3 separate regions of the Mus musculus genome follow, and all the other regions are linked to region 1. The links are chromatin loops, found by intact Hi-C in ENCODE. Cell type or tissue: left cerebral cortex. All regions are shown on one strand. Each heading gives the region's core, and the rest is flanking DNA. Links, peaks and the distances in the headings are about the cores only. Region 1 overlaps Tnxb (tenascin XB). Region 2 has its middle 26 kb from the start of Cyp21a1. Region 3 holds the start of Ppt2 (palmitoyl-protein thioesterase 2).

Region 1 (5,426 bases), core at 421-5,420:
CCCAGTGATGTAGAGTGCTCTGCAAGACTCATTGGTCTTGCAGAGGATTCAGAATCAGTTCTTAGCATCATGTAGCTGGCTCACAACCAGCTACAACTCCAGTTCCAGGGGATCTGACGCCCTCTTCTGGCCTCCACGGGTGCCAAGCACACACGTGGTGCACGGACAGACAGGCAGGAGACACATTCACATAAAATAAAAAGAGTAAATCTAATAAAAAGGCTTTCTTTTTTATTTTGAAGTTCAGAGGTGTATACAAGGGAGAGGATGTGATGAGGCCAGTGTGTCCGTGACTCCTTCAATCAGGTACTCACTGGCCTGTGTCCCGCCCTCTCCTCCCCTGAAGGAAAGTTCTTCATTAACAGCTACATTTAGACCCAACTTAGGTGCCATCAAAATAATCTGTGTGAGGTGCACCAGAAACACACTTGCACATTTTCCTAGCATGGACCCCCACAGTCTAGTTTCAGGACTTTTGTTCTGACACCCCCAAAAGAAGCTTTTGATCTGGCTAGGCATAGTGACACACACACCCATTATCCTTGCCCTTGCAGGACAGAGAGAGCAGGAGGATCAGGAGTTAAGCCTATTCTGTATCTCTTCAGCAGAAGACCACCTTGGCTTATGTGAAGCCCAGCCTTAAAAAATAAAATAAAATAAAATAAAATAAAATAAAATAAAATAAAATAAAATAGCGTAAAGGAAGGCTGAGCTACGATATGCCAAGGCCTTGAGAGCCAAGGTGACCTGACCTGTCTGATTTCCAAAGAAGACCGTGGAGAAGCCCTGGTGATTATAAACAGGAAGAGAACATGACCAGGCCTAGACACAGCCTCCTTCTGACCCATATTTAAGAGCGTTGGGACTTGGAAATTCCTTCCATAAACAGCAAAGATTCTGTTTTACGTCTTCCCCAGACCCCAAAGAGGAGCCTACTGATGCCTCTTCCCTGAAACCTCGCCTGGAGGAGCTGACTGTGACAGATGCCACCCCTGACTCCCTGAGCCTCTCCTGGACAGTCCCTGAGGGGCAGTTTGACCAATTCGTGATCCAGTACAAGAACGGGGATGGGCAGCCCAAGGTGGTTCGGGTGCCAGGGCATGAGGACCAGGTCACCATCTCAGGCCTGGAGCCAGACCACAAGTACAAGATGAACCTGTATGGCATCTACAGTGGCCAGCGTGTGGGCCCTGTGTCTGCTGTTGGGGTGACAGGTGAGTGGACAATGGAAAACTCAGGTAAAACTCAAGAGGAGGTGACCTTAGCTCCTTGGTGACAGGAGTGGGGATGAGGGCCATGGACAAGTATGTGGCCTACTTCCTTTCCCCTAGAGCTGGCCCCTTCTCCTAGGCAACAGGAAAATGGATGGTTTTATTGTGCTGGTAGAATCCAAGTCCCCTGGTAGCTATGGTTTCTGCCTCCTTCCCAAGACCTGAGGACAAAGAACCCTGCTCACTTCTTCTTCTTCTTCTTCCTTTTTTTTTTTTTTAAATTTAAGATTTGCTTTATTTATGAGTGCACTGTCACTGTCTTCAGACACACCAGAAGAGGGCATCAGATCCCATTACAGATGGTTGTGAGCCACCATGTGGTTGCTGGGAATTGAACTCAAGACCTCTGGAAGAGCAAGTCAGTGCTCTTAATGACTGAGCTGTCTCTCCAGCACCCCCTGCTCACTTCTCTGTCTCCTTCTCAGCTGCAGAGGAAGAGCCTCCTAGCCCCACAGAGCCCAGGACAGAGGCCCCAGAGCCCACAGAGGCCCCAGAGCCCACAGAGGAGCCACGCCTAGGAGAGCTGACAGTGACAGGATCGTCCCCAGACTCCCTGAGCCTCTCCTGGACCATTCCCAAGGGAGACTTTGACTCCTTCACTGTCCAGTACAAGGACAGTGATGGGAGGCCCCAGGTGATACGTGTCAGGGGCCAGGAGAGGGAGGTCATCGTGAGAGACCTGGATCCTGGGCGCAAGTACAAGATGAACCTGTATGGGCTCCATGAGGGGCGTCGTGTGGGCCCTGTGTCCACCATAGGTGTGACAGGTGAGTGTGAAGTGGGGCTATAGAGTATCTCCTTCCTCAGGGGTGTGTGGTCACCTTCTCGGTTGTTTTCCCTATCCCACAAGGCTAAGATTGAATTCCCCTTCACAGCCTTGGACTTTGTTCAACAGCTGCCTTTGCCTCACTCTGTTGTGAACACAGACACACATGCACACATAATCACACACATGTACACACATGCACATCCATGCCCATACTCACACATATGTACACACATATGCACAGTCACACATGTGCATGCAAACTCACACATGTACACACACACAGTCTCACACACACACAAACACACACTCTCACGCACACTCACACACCACTTCAGTACCTTGATGGCCCCATGCTCTGTGGCATTGTTAGGTGCTAATGGGAAGTAGGGTGGGCACTTGGTGGGGAAAGCACTCACTGGGGACATTTTCTTGGACCTGTTTCTTGGCCTGGACTCTCCTGGATTTCTTTTCTCTCCTCCTGGCCGCGGCTGTGATGTGTGCTGCTCTGTTCCACTGCACCCTCCTCCCCACCCTCCACCATACCCTCCTCCCCACTATAGTGGGCCTGCACCTCTGAAAGTGAGAGTCCAAAAGTAAAAAGCAAGAGGAGGGAGAGAAGAGGGACCACAGGCCGAGAGTCCTATAAGGGTGCTAATCACAACCAGCCGGCAAGCATCACATTGTGGAGAGCCAGAGGAAGGGAGTGCGGCCCACAGCGCCCACGGCAGTGCTTTGTGAAACAGAATGTGGTGTTGTTCTGAGCACTGCTGGGCTGCCTTTTTTTCTGGTTTCGTCTGTTCTGCACTGTGCAAATGTTCCAACATGGCAAGCATTTCTCCTTCCCCTCTACACATTCCTTTTATAATCACAGAAAAACAGAAAAATGCAGTGTCTCTTCCTTAGCACCCCATCTGTCTTCCTGTCACCCTGGCAACGCGGTTCATTTCTAATTCTCAGAAAATTAAATTTGCCAGTCCCTAAGCAGCGAGGGAACAAATCACAATGAGCACTTGGGCCCCTGGGTCATTGTCACACAGCCTGCTTTACCGGAGATGTCAAGAGCAGATCACTGTGTGGGGCAGGTCAGGCTGCTCAGCCACGGAGCAGGCAGCCTGTGGCTCTCTGTGCCTGTGACCGTCTAGGTAGAGGAGTCATATCTCACAGTCCCTGGCTTGACAGGTCTTGTTTCTGCCTTTGCTCTCAGCAGACTGCAGGCTTGTGGGGCATGGGGTAGCTAGAGTTTGCGACTGGGGGTAAACTGTTCCTTCTTACCCTTGGCTCAGGATCCTGTCTCTTTAAGTCTTGTCATTCCTCATAAGGCCATTCTCAACTCACGGCAAGAGGAGTGGTCCATAAGGGACACATATCTCCTGCTTTCCCATATCCCCTCCCCCAAGTCCTTCGCCCATTTTCCCACCTCCCTCACTGTCCGTTCCCATCTCCCTCCCACTTACTGATATGATTCAATAGTCTCTTTTCAAGCCTGTATTTTCATGGTGTGAGGGACATGACAGGATATGCAAAGCTTGAAAACCAGCGAGTGAGAGGCTCAATCTAGCGTTTGAGCAGTAACCACCATTAGCAACTGTGAGTGCTTATCTATCCCATGAGGCCTTGGGCACCATTCCTGGCACACACACTACCACCACCAAACCCACAGAAGCTGAGGTGTAAGCTGTAAGCAAGCTTCCTGCTCTGCACTCTCAGGCTGCACATTAAGTCTGCAGCCTGAATGCTCCCACACAGCCTAAGTGATCCCATACAGCCTGAGTGCTCCCATGCAGCTGGCTGTGCTCCCATGCAGCTGGCTGTGCTCCCAAGCAGTTGTCTCTTACTTTCTGGGTGCCAGTTGGATGCTAGTCATTTACCTTGTGACCACACAGTCTTCACTAATCACCATTTTAATGGTCATTTGATGCTTTTTGGTGAAAGGCCTGTAGGAAAACCAGTCATCATCCATTGTGGGTCATTTGGGTCCTGACACATTTTACTGTCGTGAAGAATCTTGTTATGAATTCTTCCATGGTGTAACTTTCCCCTACTTTTAATAATTTTCTTAGGATAAATGCCCAGAAGTGAGACTATTGGGTCAGAGGAAATGAGCAGTGCTTTGGCTCCTGACACACATGCTCCAGTTGCCTCCTGAGGATCTGGAAATGGGCAGTCTGACTATCAGATGGGGCGGCAAGAATAACTCAGTCCTCTCCAGCCTCCAGTGACCAGATGGCTGCTTTGAGGCCACCTGAGTCCCCAAGCCTTCTACTTTAGCTACTGGGTGTACTTTGGGGACCCAATTCTCTCGAGTCGTAGGACCCTGAGAAGGAGATCCCTGTGCAGAATCCCCAGAGAAGCCACTCCTGGAGGATCCAGTAATGGCAGGATCACTACTCCCCAGACTCCCCAGGACGGCCACTTTGACTCTACAAGGCTAGGGATGGGCGGCCTCAGAGGTACAACCTGGAGGCCAGGAGGACTGTGGGGAAACTGGAGCCCCAGTCACAAGTTCAGAATGTACCTGTATGGGTCCATTTGGGGCCTTGAACCCCGCTCTGTCCATCATGGGTACATCCAGCCTGGACTAAGAAGCTGTCACCTTGTCACCAGCTACCTGGAAGCATTTGTTCTTAGCAAGCACTTCCTTGTGCCTGGGTCACACCACAGAGCAGGTCAGATGTAACCAGTCCACCTAGAGTCTATCTGCATCCCTATCAAGCTACTCTGTCAGCCTCATTCTAGTGATAGTACTGAACATAATCAACTGAGAGAAGTTTTGCTTTCACCCAGGTTTTGATGGGCTGCCTTGCTCGTTCAGAACCTGTCATGGATTAGCAAACACCTCAAAGCAGACTGGAGAAAAAGAGGAATCTCAGTCTCCCCGTCCTTTTCAATGGCACATCCTAAGCAACCTGGGGAATGTCTACCAGGCCACACCTCTTAAGGGACCCTGCTTCTGCCCTGTCACCTTAGAGACCAGTCATTTAATGAGTAGCATCTGAGGGACAGATGATCCTGACTGTGAGGCCAGTGAACAGCTGAGCCTTGAATAGCCCAGCTTCAGACAACAGAGATGTTAGCACTCCCTGGGAATATGTGACCCAGGAGTCCTCACAGAGGCTCTGTCTCCATGGAAACAGTGAAGGAGGTGCTGGGATACAGTTTTACTTAACTGTACACCCATCCTGTGTATCAGCAAAGTTACAGGTGATGGATCCAGGTGCAGACTGCATCTAATGAGCCTTGAGCCTGGGAGACTGCCAAGTTCCTGAGCAATGGGTTTATTATAGTCACACCAAACATGAGCTTGTGATAGGGAAGACTAGGGACAAGAAAGGACCTAGAAGGGTCACCCAAAACCAGCTTGCTCACAGAGAACTAGTGAGACTGAA
Region 2 (5,426 bases), core at 384-5,383, 78 kb after region 1:
AGCACTTTGTCATTAGCTAAACACAATAATCACAAATGCAGAGAATTTTCTTAGGAAAAGAACATCTATCAGCTTTTTCTGCCCCAAAACCATGAGGCTGCAGACTCCCTTTTTTCTTTTAAAGAACAGTTTTTCCAGCAGGGGCCCTCCTGCTGTGTGCCTGATGCTGTGACCACTCTCAGCTTTGCTATACCAGCAGAAAAAGTTTTAGTCATCTTTTATCTTCCAACATGAAAACACAGAACATTCATTCATTCAGACTAGACCTGAACATACATGAATTTAACACATGGAAAAACCGGTGCACTGGACATTAGACAAGACCTTAGACAAAAACACAAAGAGGTAAGAGAACTTTGGCCATAAGGCTCAGAGAGAATAAAGCAGGGCCTACCCCATACTCTCTGCTTCTGGGACATTTTCCTCCCACCTGATGCAGTTTCAGACTGCGGCCAATCCACCTGATTATAAAATCCCTTTTATTAAACCCTATTATTTCTCTCACTTAAAAAAGCAGCTTCTGGAAGCTATGGCCGACTGCCTCCCTGTTGAGTTCCTAGTTCCCGATAACACACTGCTGAACCTAAATGAATCCAGCGCATGCGGGTTTAGCACCATTCCAGCTTAGCCCATACCAACCTTCTTTGGTACGAATTTTCTTTAATTCTTTTCTTCTTTCATGGAGCTCCAAACCAGCAGTGCTTCTTTCAAATGTCCTCTGCCATTCCCAGGCCCCGAGTTATTTCCCCAAATTGTTGGGGCTGGCCTGTGGCTCTCATGTCCGGGTTCGAACCTAGAAGGCATCTTGGAACTGAAAGAGAGGGAAACTAGGTGACAAGAGAAACATGGAACCAAGACAACTAGTCTGATCAAGGTTCAACTTTAATGTTGGGGAACACACTTTATAAAGAAGAGGGGAGGCCCATTCCCAGTCACGCAAAATTCCTTTCAAGTTGTCAGATCAGCCTTTTAGTAGGAACTCGAGAAGATCACAGTTCTGTGCTAACTCTGGAAGATCTTGAAGAGCCGGTTCAGCCTCAGGCAGGTGGCAGGTAGTGGCATATCAAAGGAGAGGGATAAGAAGCAGCACAGCAGGTGGCTCTGCCTCATTGGTGGATGGTCTCAGCCAGCCTTGCTAGGCTGGAAGGAGGTAACACTGGATGGTCCCGGAGGGACAGTTTGACCAATTCATGATCCAATACAAGAATGGGGATGGGCAGTCCAAGGTGGTGCAGGTGCCAGGGCATGAGGACCAGGTCACCATCTCTGGCCTGGAGCCAGACCACAAGTACAAGATGACCTGTATGGCATCCACAGTGGTCAGCGTGTAGGTCGCGTGTCTGTTATTGGGGTGACAGGTGAGTGGACAATGGAAAACTCAGGTAAAACTCAAGAAGAGGTAACCTTAGCTCCTTGGTGACAGGAGTGGGGATGAGGGCCTTGGATGAGAGCCATGGTCAAGGCTGTGGCCCACTTCCTTTCCCCTAGAGCTAGCTCCTAGACAACAGGACCATGGAGTGTTTTATTGTGCTGGTAGCCTTCCAGGTCACCTGGTAGCTATGGTCTCTGCCTCCTGCCCAAGACTGGGGACACAGAACCCTGTTCACTTCTCTGTCTTCTTCTCAGCTGCAGAGAAGAGTCCCCCCAGCCTAACAGAGCCCAGCATAGAGGCCCCAGAGCCCACCAAGGAACCAAGCCTGGGAGAGCTGACAGTGACAGGATCGTCTCCCTGAGCCTCTCCTGGACCGTCCCCCAGGGAGACTTTGACTCCTTCACTGTCCTGTACAAGGAAAATGATGGGTGGCCCCAGCTGATGCATGTCAGGGGCCAGAAGAGGGAGGTCATCGTGAGAGACCTGGATCCTGGGCGCAAGTACAAGATGAACCTGTATGGGTTCCATGAGGGACATCTTGTGGGCCACGTGTCTACCATAGGTGTGACAGGTGAGTGTGAATTGGGGCTTTAGCATATCTCCTTCCTCAGGGATGTGTGGTCAGCTTCTCGGTTGTTTTCCCTATTTTACAAGGCTAAGATTGAATTCCCCTTCACAGCCTTGGCCTTTGTTCACCAGCTGCCTCTGCCTCACTCTGTTGTGAACACAGACACACATGCACACACAATCACACACACACACACACACACACGCACACCCATGACCACATTCACACATATGTACAAACATATGCACACTGACAAACATGCACACAAACCCACACATGTACGTACACACACACACTTACACTCTCTCTCTCTCTCTCTCTCTCACACACACACACACACACACACACACACACACACACACCACTTCAGTAACTTGATGGACCTGTGCTCTGTGGCATTGTTAGATGCTAATGGGAAGTAGGGTGGGCACTTGGCAGGGAAAGTAGCTCACTGGGGACATTTTCTTGGACCCGTCTCTTGGCCTGGACTCTCCTGGATTTCTTTTCTCTCCTTCCTGGCCTCCATGATGTGAGCCGCTCTGTTCCACCATACCCTCCTCCCCACCACAGTGGGCCTGCACTTCTGAAAGTGTGAGTCTGAAAGTAAAAAGCAAGAGGAAGGAGAGAAGAGGTACTATAGGCTGAGAGTCCTGTAAGGGTCCTAATCACAACCAGCCGGCAAGCATCACACTGTGGAGAACCGGAGGAAGGGAGCATAGCCCACAGCGCCCACGGCAGTGCTTTGTGAGACAGAATTCAGTGTTGTTCTGAGCACTGCTGGGCTGCCTTTTTCTGGTTTCGTCTGCTCTGCACTGTACAAATGTTCCAACGTGGCAAGCATTTCTCCTTCCCCTCCACGCATTCCTTTTTAATCACAGAAAAACAGAAAAATGCAGTGTCTCTTCCTTAGCACTCCATCTGTCTTCCTGTCACCCTGGCAATGCAATTCATATCTAATTCTCAAAAAATTAAATTTGCCAGTCCCTAAGCAGCTAGGGAACAAATCACAATGCACACTTGGGTCCCTGGGTCATTGTCACACAGCCTGCTTTCCTGGAGATGTCAAGAGCAGATCACTGTGTGGGGCAGGTCAGGCTGCTCAGCCACAGAGCCGGCAGCCTGTGGCTCTCTGTGCCTGTGACCGTCTAGGTAGAGGAGTCATATCTCACAGTCCCTGGCTTGACAGGTCTTGTTTCTGCCCTTGCTCTCAGCAGACTTCAGAAACAAGGGGCATGGGGAAGCTAGAGTTTGTGACTGGGGGTAAACTGTTAGTTCTTATTCTCAGCTCAGGGTCCTGTCTCTTGTCATTCCTCACAAGGCCATTCTCAACTCACAACAAGGGGAGTGGCTCATAAGGGACACATGTCCCTGCTTTCCCATATCCCCTCTCCCATTCCTTCGCTCATTTTCCCACCTCCCTCACTGTCCGTTCCCATTCCCCTCCCACTTACTGATATGATTCAATAGTCTCTTTTCAAGCCTGTATTTTCATAGTGTGAGGGACATGACAGGTTATGCAAAGCTTGAAAACCAGCAAGTGAGAAGCTCGGTCTAGTGTTTGAGCAGTAACCATCATTAGCAACTGTGAGTGCTTGAGTATCCCATGAGGCCCTGGACTCCATTCCTGGCACACACACTACCACCACCAAACCCACAGAAGCTGAGGTGTAAGCTGTAAGCGAGTTTCCTGCTCTGCACTCTCAGGCCACACACTAAGTCTGCAGCCTGAATGCTCCCACACAGCCTAAGTGATCCCATACAGCCTCAGTGCTCCCATACAGGCTCAGTGCTTCCATACAGCCTGAGTGCTCCCACTCATCCTGAATGCTCCACAAAGCCTGAATGCTCCCACGCAGCCTGAGTACTTCCATACAGCCTGAGTGCTCCCATGAGGCTGGCTGTGCTCTCATACAGCCTGAGTGCTTCCATGCAGCTGGCTGTGCTCTCATACATCCTCATTGCTCCCACACAACCCAAGTGCTCCCATGCACCTGGCTATGCTCCCATATAGCATCTGTGAGCCCATATAGCCTCAGTGCTCCCATGCAGCCTCAGTGCTCCCATACAGCCTCAGTGCTCCCATACAGCCAGAATGTTATCACACAGCCTGAGTAAACCCATACAGCCTGAATGCTCTCATACAGCCTGAGTGCTCCCTCACATCCTAAGTGCTCCCATACATCTTCAATGCTCCCATTCAGCTGGCTGTGCTCCCATTCAGCTGGCTGTGCTCCCAAGCAGTTGACTCTTACTTTCTGGGTGCCTGTTGGATGCTAGTCATTTACCTTGTGACCATACAGTCTTCACTAATCACCATTTTAATGGTCATTTGATGCTTTCTGATGAAAGGCCTGTAAGTAAACCAGTCATCATCCATTGTGGGTTATTTGGGTCCTGACACATTTTGCTGTCATGAAGAATCTTGTTATGAAGCCGGGCGTGGTGGCGCACGCCTTTAATCCCAGCACTCGGGAGGCAGAGGCAGGCAGATTTCTGAGTTCAAGGCCAGCCTGGTCTACAAAGTGAGTTCCAGGACAGCCAGGGCTACACAGAGAAACCCTGTCTCAAAAAACCAAAAAAAAAAAAAAAAAAAAAAAAAAGAATCTTGTTATGAATTCTTCCATGCTGTAACTTTCCCCTACTTTTAATAATTTTCTTAGGATAAATGCCCAGAACTGAGACTATTGGGTCAGAGGAAATGAGCAGTGCTTTGGCTCCTGACACACATGCTCCAGTTGCCTCCTGAGGATCTGGAAATGGGCAGTCTGACTATCAGATGGGGCAGCGAGGATAGCTCAGTCCTCTCCAGCCTCCAGTGACCAGATGGCCGCTTTGAGGCCACATGAGTCCCCAAGCCTTCTACTTTAGGTACTGGGTGTACTTTGGGGACCCAATTCTCTCGAGTCGTAGGACCCTGAGAAGGAGATTGCTGTGCAGAATCCCCAGAGAAGCCACTCCTGGAAGATCCAGTAACGATAGGATCACTACACCCCAGACTCTCCAGGACGGCCACTTTGACTCTACAAAGGCTAGGGATGGGTGGCCTCAGAGGTACAACCTGGAGGCCAGGAGGACTGTGGGGAAACTGGAGCCCAGTCACAAGTTCAGAATGTACCTGTATGGGTCCATTTGGTGCCTTGAACCCCGCTCTGTCCATCATGGGTACATCCAGCCTGGACTAAGAAGCTGTCACCTTGTCACCAGCTACCTGGAAGCATTTGTCCTTAGCAAGCACTTCCTTGTGCCTGGGTCACACCACAGAGCAGGTCAGATGTAACCAGTCCACCTAGAGTCTATCTGCATTCCTATCAAGCTACTCTGTCAGCCTCATTCTAGTGATAGTACTGGACATAATCAACTGAGAGAAGTTTTGCTTTCACCCAGGTTTTGATGGGCTGCCTTGCTCGTTCAGAACCTGTCATGGATTAGCAAACACCTCAAAGCAGACTGGAGATAAAGAGGAAGCTCAGTCTCCCCGTCCTTTTC
Region 3 (5,426 bases), core at 331-5,330, 73 kb before region 1:
CCCAGTAGAATCTGTGTGACAAGTTCCACAGAGTGAGGCAAAAACTTCAAAAGGAGGCCTCCTTGAACCTGTTGTGGAACTCTAGGCTGGAACAAAATATCTGTTTTGTTTTCTCTTATTTCTTTTCTTATTTACATGTTCCTGGAAATCTAGGCCAAGATCTTAAGCGAGAGTAATGGGTAGGAAACCATCCCTTGAGATGGGGACACTAACATGACCTTATCCCCAGGGAAACCAATGCTTTACTTTACAAATCATTTATAAAGTTATATAACAGCATCATGACAGATAAAAACTTTCCTAACGGGCTGGTGAGATGGCTCAGTGGGTAAGAGCACCCGATTGCTCTTCCGAAGGTCCGGAGTTCAAATCCCAGCAACCACATGGTGGCTCACAACCATCTGTAACAAGATCTGATGCCCTCTTCTGGAGTGTCTGAAGACAGCTACAGTGTACTTACATATAATAAATAAATAAATCTTTAAAAAAAAAAAAAAAAACTTTCCTAACAGTAAAATTGCATATCGCTGCATGTGTGTCATCGGAGGTGGGCTTTCGTATATGGTAAAGAAAGCCGCCGGGCAGGCATGGTGCACACCTTTAATCCCAGCACTCAGGAGGCAGAGGCAGGTGGATTTCTGAGTTCGAGGCCAGCCTGGTCTATAGAGTGAGTTCCAGGACAGCCAGGACTACACAGAGAAACCCTGTCTCGAAAAACCAAAAAAAAAAAAAAAAAAGACAGGGTCACTCTGTAGACCAGGCTGGCCTTGAACTCAGAAATCTGCCTGCCTCTGCCTCCCAAGTGCTGGGATTAAAGGCGTGCACCACCATGCACGGCTTGAGAAACCCTGTCTTAAAAAACCAAAAACCAAACAAACAAACAAAAAAATCAGGCATTAGATGTTAAATAATTGACTATAAAGATTTATTAACCTGCTCTTGGAAATATGCCACTAGCCTTGGGTGGATGCCCCTCTGAATACATCCTTTCAGAGTTGTTACGCTTGGATGATTTCTATTAATCATCACATGTTCTGTTTGTGAGTCAGTGAATATATTTTTTCAGAGTTCTAATATTTGTTCTTTTAATGTATAAGATCCCCTGCTTGAGAGCTGCAAAACACTCAGATTCAAACTGCCTCTGTGTTTGTTTCTGTTTGTCACTACCAAATCCTTACCCACCTAGGCTTCGAGGACCCTCATTTCAGGGACCCCCTATACCAGACTGGGGTGGTCCATGGCAATAAGCCATTTTTTTTTAAATTTTTGCATCAGACTACACTCTTTGAGGCAACTGGCTGGTTTGCACACCACATTCTGAACAGTGTCTATTTTATAAGTGTTAAATGGAAGCGATTGCTTTGGTTATGTCAGATTGGGAGCAACAGGCCTCATCCTCCGTAGCACCCCGACCACGGAGGCCCACTCACCGTGCCAGTAGTTGCAAATGGAAAATTCCTGGCCCCAAGGACTATAGCAGACCCGATAGAGGTTAGACCGCATGGACGTGGGGAAGAGCCATTTCAAATAGTCCGTGTCTGAAAGAGAACCGCCATGCCAAGGGCCATCAAATCTCTGTGCCCCGAACACACTATACTGCCTTCTATGGCACCCACAGTGCCCACTCACCTCCATACTGGCCCATCTGTGGGGAGGAGAGGGAGATGAAAGAGTCCACATTGTGGTTATCCATGACAGACAGCAAAGCACGGCACACCAGGCCCCCTGGAAGCAGAGCACCAGTGTTGGAAATGGTCTTTTAGGTTGATTGATTTATTTCATGTATATGAGTGCACTGTCCCTGTCTTCAGACACACACACCAGAAGAGGGCATCAGATCTCATTACAGATGGTTGTGAGCCACCACATGGTTGCTGGGAATTGAACTCTGGACCTCTGGAAGAGCAGTCAGTGAGTGCTCTTAACCGCTGAGCCATCTCTCCAGCTCCGAAAGGGTCTTAAGAATAGCCACTGGAGTGATCCTTACTTCCTGTCTCTCAGAATCCCAGGCCTCCGATACACTCCATTCCAGCACGGGTCACAGGTCACATGATGGAGCCATGGTGCGAGTTTAGGCCTCTGACCAACTGAAATGCTTTTAGCTGCTCTGTAATTCCTTAAATCTAAGAACCATGGCCAATGAGCACAGAAGGAACCCTCCCTCCCACTCAGGACACAAACGCCAGAAAGTAGGCCTTAGATAAGGGTCAAGCTCAGACGGGGGTTGGGAGTTAAGAGTGTGCGTTGCTTACCCTGGGAGTAGCAGATGAGGTGCACTCCTTCAGGGGCCTTTTCCATGATGGGGACCACAGCCTCTCGGAACCCTTGTACCTGTTCCCACAGGGGCCGCAAACTCTCTCTGCCATCGAAGAGATCAAGCACTGTCACCACAGTCCCGGTGTGTGTCTGTGGGAAAGGGGCAATGCGGCACTAGGTTGGACAAAGTGTATTCACTGTGCTTGCAGGAACCCCCATCCCTCAGCTCTCCCCGTGCGGGGAGCAGTACCCTGAAAACTAGCCTAGAGGGGCTGGCTGTCTTTCATCTGCCCACGCTTCCTCCCCCAGCCACTTTATATCCATTCAGTATCCCCCACAGACCTCATTGATATAGTCCAGCAGGTGGCGGAAGCTGTATGAACTGTCAAAGAGCCCGTGCACCACGATCACGGGCTTGTAGGACCCGCGGTGGGCTGCGGGGGCTGCGGGCATCAGCAGCGGCAGGAACGGCAGGAGAAGCAAAGCCCAAGCCGAAGGAAGCCTCTGCCTCCATAGCCCCGGCATGCTCCCACCTGAGAAGGAACGAGAGGCCGTGAGGGAGACGACGCCTCTCCACTCCCAACAGACTCACAGCAAGCAACTCTCCGGCCTCCGCTCCTACTCCTGGTCCGTATGAGGGAAGGCTACTTTTAACTTACTCCATCCAGATGGCTCGGCACAAACACCTACCACCTCCATGCACCAATGCTCACCCTAAGTCCCGCCCCCAACTTGGCGCCCAAGGGACTTTGTCCCAAGGCCCAGGATCTCCCTTAAGCATCACCTCGGCCATTCACTACTCTGGGATCTGCAAAGGCCGGGGAACAGCGGCCCAGGACACACGGAGAGTGGAAACTCCCACCTGGTCTGTGTCTGGAGGCTTCGTTCCGCCAGCTGTTTACTTGTACCTAGTCTGTAATCCACCGGATACGGGGATAGGGGGACAAGGAGAGCGCGCAGTGGGATGACGGACGGGGCGCGGGGGGGGGGGGGGGGGTGCTGCTCGGGGTCGCGCAAAGCCGTCACGTCCGGGACTTTCCCTGGCAACAGGGCGAGCGTCCCCTGCAACGCGGACAGCGGACCGGAGGGGCAATGGAACATTCCATTGCACCCAAAGAACTGGGGAGGAAATAGACAGAGCGATCCATTTAGCCGGATGGGGAGAGGCAACAGCAGAAAAAGATAATACTGGGTTTCTAAAGAAGGCATTCCTAGGCTTCAGCTGCATCCAGCCACCCAGGGGTGCAACTTCCCCTCCTTAATGCGGCCCACTTTCCAATCCAGGCTGTCTGGCTTCGTAGCAGAGCCCAAGAAAACGTGCGAGGGGGGAGGTTAGGACTGACGAAAGGCGACTCCCGCTTCTATCGCTGGACGCCAGGCTTGTGTTAGGCCAGAGTGCCAGGCCGATCACAGCTGAAGAGCCCCTCTTCCCACTCCTGCCTGCCCTCCCGCTCCGGATCAGCGCCTTACAACTCTTCACTTTGAAGTGCGTGTTGTGCCCTTGTCTCCGGAGACGCCGAGAGTCCTCCAGGCCCCTCAAGTGAAGTGCAGCCTGACCCAGTTTCTCTGGCCCTACTTTTATCTCCGCATTCACGACCCACCCTCCCGGACCCACCTTATATGGGCGTGGGGCCCCGTGGGCTTCAAGGACTCACCACAGGATTTCCACCAGTCTTTCAATCCTGAGCGACCCCGACAAACTGCTCCTCAGATCCCTGCGGGCTGCTGGCGACACAAACCCTGCCAGTGCAGGCAGACTTCCTCCCCGCTGCGGGCGCTGGCACCACTCGGCCTACCCGTGACCCCTACGGCGCGCCGGAGTGCCAGGGAATAGCCTTTATCCGTCAGTGCTTTTACTTAGCAATTAAATAAGTTTGCAGGGTTTCTGAGCTTCAAGGCCTGTACTCAGGGACTTTGTTTAATCTGAACTTAATAAAACCAGAAGCGTGTATTGAAGATGGTGTGGGAGGGATGGGTCCAAGGTTCCCTCTGATCCATGCACGGTTGAAAAACCAGAACCACCGGTATGAGGCCGTGGGTAAAAATTTCTCAGACCTGGAACGGGCTCAAGCCAGGGCTTTGGAGACTGCTCTCCAGGACGCCACCAGAGGGGCTTTGTCCTAGAGCAACTGTCTCTGGAGAGAGTTGGAAAATCCTAAAGGGGTGTTTCTGATTCTCCTGCTAGGTTTCTGCAAAAAAGGCTCAACTGGTGTAACCTCTGTAGAGGGCCTATCCTTACCCCACCTCCCCACCCACGCCCTTACAAGACACAAAAAGCAAATAAAAAGAGTGGAAGTCACCGCTGTGTCTTGGGTTGACTCCGGGGGTGGATCTGCGTCTTGGGGCAGGAGGAGGGGGGAGAGAGGGAGTGCTTTAAGGAGAGGTTGTGACTGCTGACTGGACCAAGAACTCTTCAGCCCCCAACAAGCACGCTTTTCCAAACCTGCCTGTCACAAACAAGCAATTAGAGCTTGCTTCCCTCTGATGAAGCATTTCAGCTTCTTATAACCCTAGAGAAAGAAGGTACCTGTGTACCCCCACAGGCGCTTTCTTTTTCTCCTTTTCTTTAGCCACAGTCAGCATCTTACCTCTATTGTCAGGCTGTATATGGGGGAGGGGGGGTCTGAACCTCTTGGTTCCACTCTTTGTACAGTTCTGTCTCACACCTGGAGAAACCTAGAACTATCTTGCAGGATGTTCTGAGGGAAACTGAGGGAGCAACCCCATGGATGAGCAGGGACTGCTTGAACGGGGTCTGGAGATAAGTGTGGTAAATCCATTGAGCTGGCTTCTTCTCACAATATAATCACTACAGCGAGTCTTTGCGGGAGAGGCTCTAGAGATTTCTCCCTCCCTCCCTCCTTCTCTTAGTCCCACCCGCCTTGCCTGGTCTTGCCTCCCGGTTTCCATGACAACTCCAAGGGAGCTAAACTGGGGGCTTGACTGCCAGGGTGAGAGGAGGAAAGAGGTGGTCCAGAAGCAGAGAGAAACCGAGTTTTTCGGGGGGAGACTTCTGAAGCTCTCCCCCATCCCTGCCTCGGTCCCTTTAAGCTCCCCCCCAGCCACCCCCCCCCCCCAACACACACTGTCTTCATCTCTCCATTTCCGCGCTGCTGCTGCTACCGCCGCTGCGCCATCCCGGACTGAGACACTAAGACTCCTGCGCCAGC

What was found. Hi-C counts contacts between places; a loop is a spot of excess contacts. Peaks named below come from ENCODE experiments on the same cell type or tissue, not always from the same donor. Only the 100,000 strongest peaks of a DNase experiment are listed, where the experiment ranks them.
Region 2: it touches region 1 in a loop (5-fold over the local background); 12 of 42 quality-filtered maps call a loop at or near these places.
Region 3: a loop joins it to region 1, with 5 times the contacts of the local background. A loop is called at or near these places in 3 of 42 quality-filtered maps.

What each region holds. Positions count from the first base shown.
Region 1 is chr17:34,697,176-34,702,601 of GRCm38, forward strand. The region is part of intron 16 of Tnxb (tenascin XB); the gene reads left to right. Among named protein-coding and RNA genes, the nearest start is that of Gm24389, 12 kb to the left of the region's middle. In left cerebral cortex, for the core only: no CTCF peak of the experiment used is centred there; DNase peaks (open chromatin) are centred at 2,855 and 3,634; H3K27ac peaks cover 2,893 bases.
Region 2 is chr17:34,775,399-34,780,824 of GRCm38, forward strand. It overlaps the pseudogene Tnxa. Among named protein-coding and RNA genes, the nearest start is that of Cyp21a1, 26 kb to the right of the region's middle. In left cerebral cortex, for the core only: no CTCF peak of the experiment used is centred there; a DNase peak (open chromatin) is centred at 2,768; H3K27ac peaks cover 890 bases.
Region 3 is chr17:34,624,207-34,629,632 of GRCm38, forward strand. It overlaps Ppt2 (palmitoyl-protein thioesterase 2), which reads right to left and starts at 3,229. Exons shown (of 9, transcript NM_001302396.1): 1 at 3,119-3,229; 2 at 2,599-2,789; 3 at 2,253-2,406; 4 at 1,630-1,725; 5 at 1,431-1,538. The coding sequence starts at 2,781. Prrt1 (proline-rich transmembrane protein 1) reads left to right here and starts at 5,358. Exons shown (of 4, transcript NM_030890.2): 1 at 5,358-5,426. In left cerebral cortex, for the core only: CTCF peaks have their summits at 1,815 (motif pointing right) and 2,618 (motif pointing right); DNase peaks (open chromatin) are centred at 2,630, 3,008, 3,419, 3,975 and 2 more places; H3K4me3 peaks cover 3,353 bases; H3K27ac peaks cover 3,308 bases.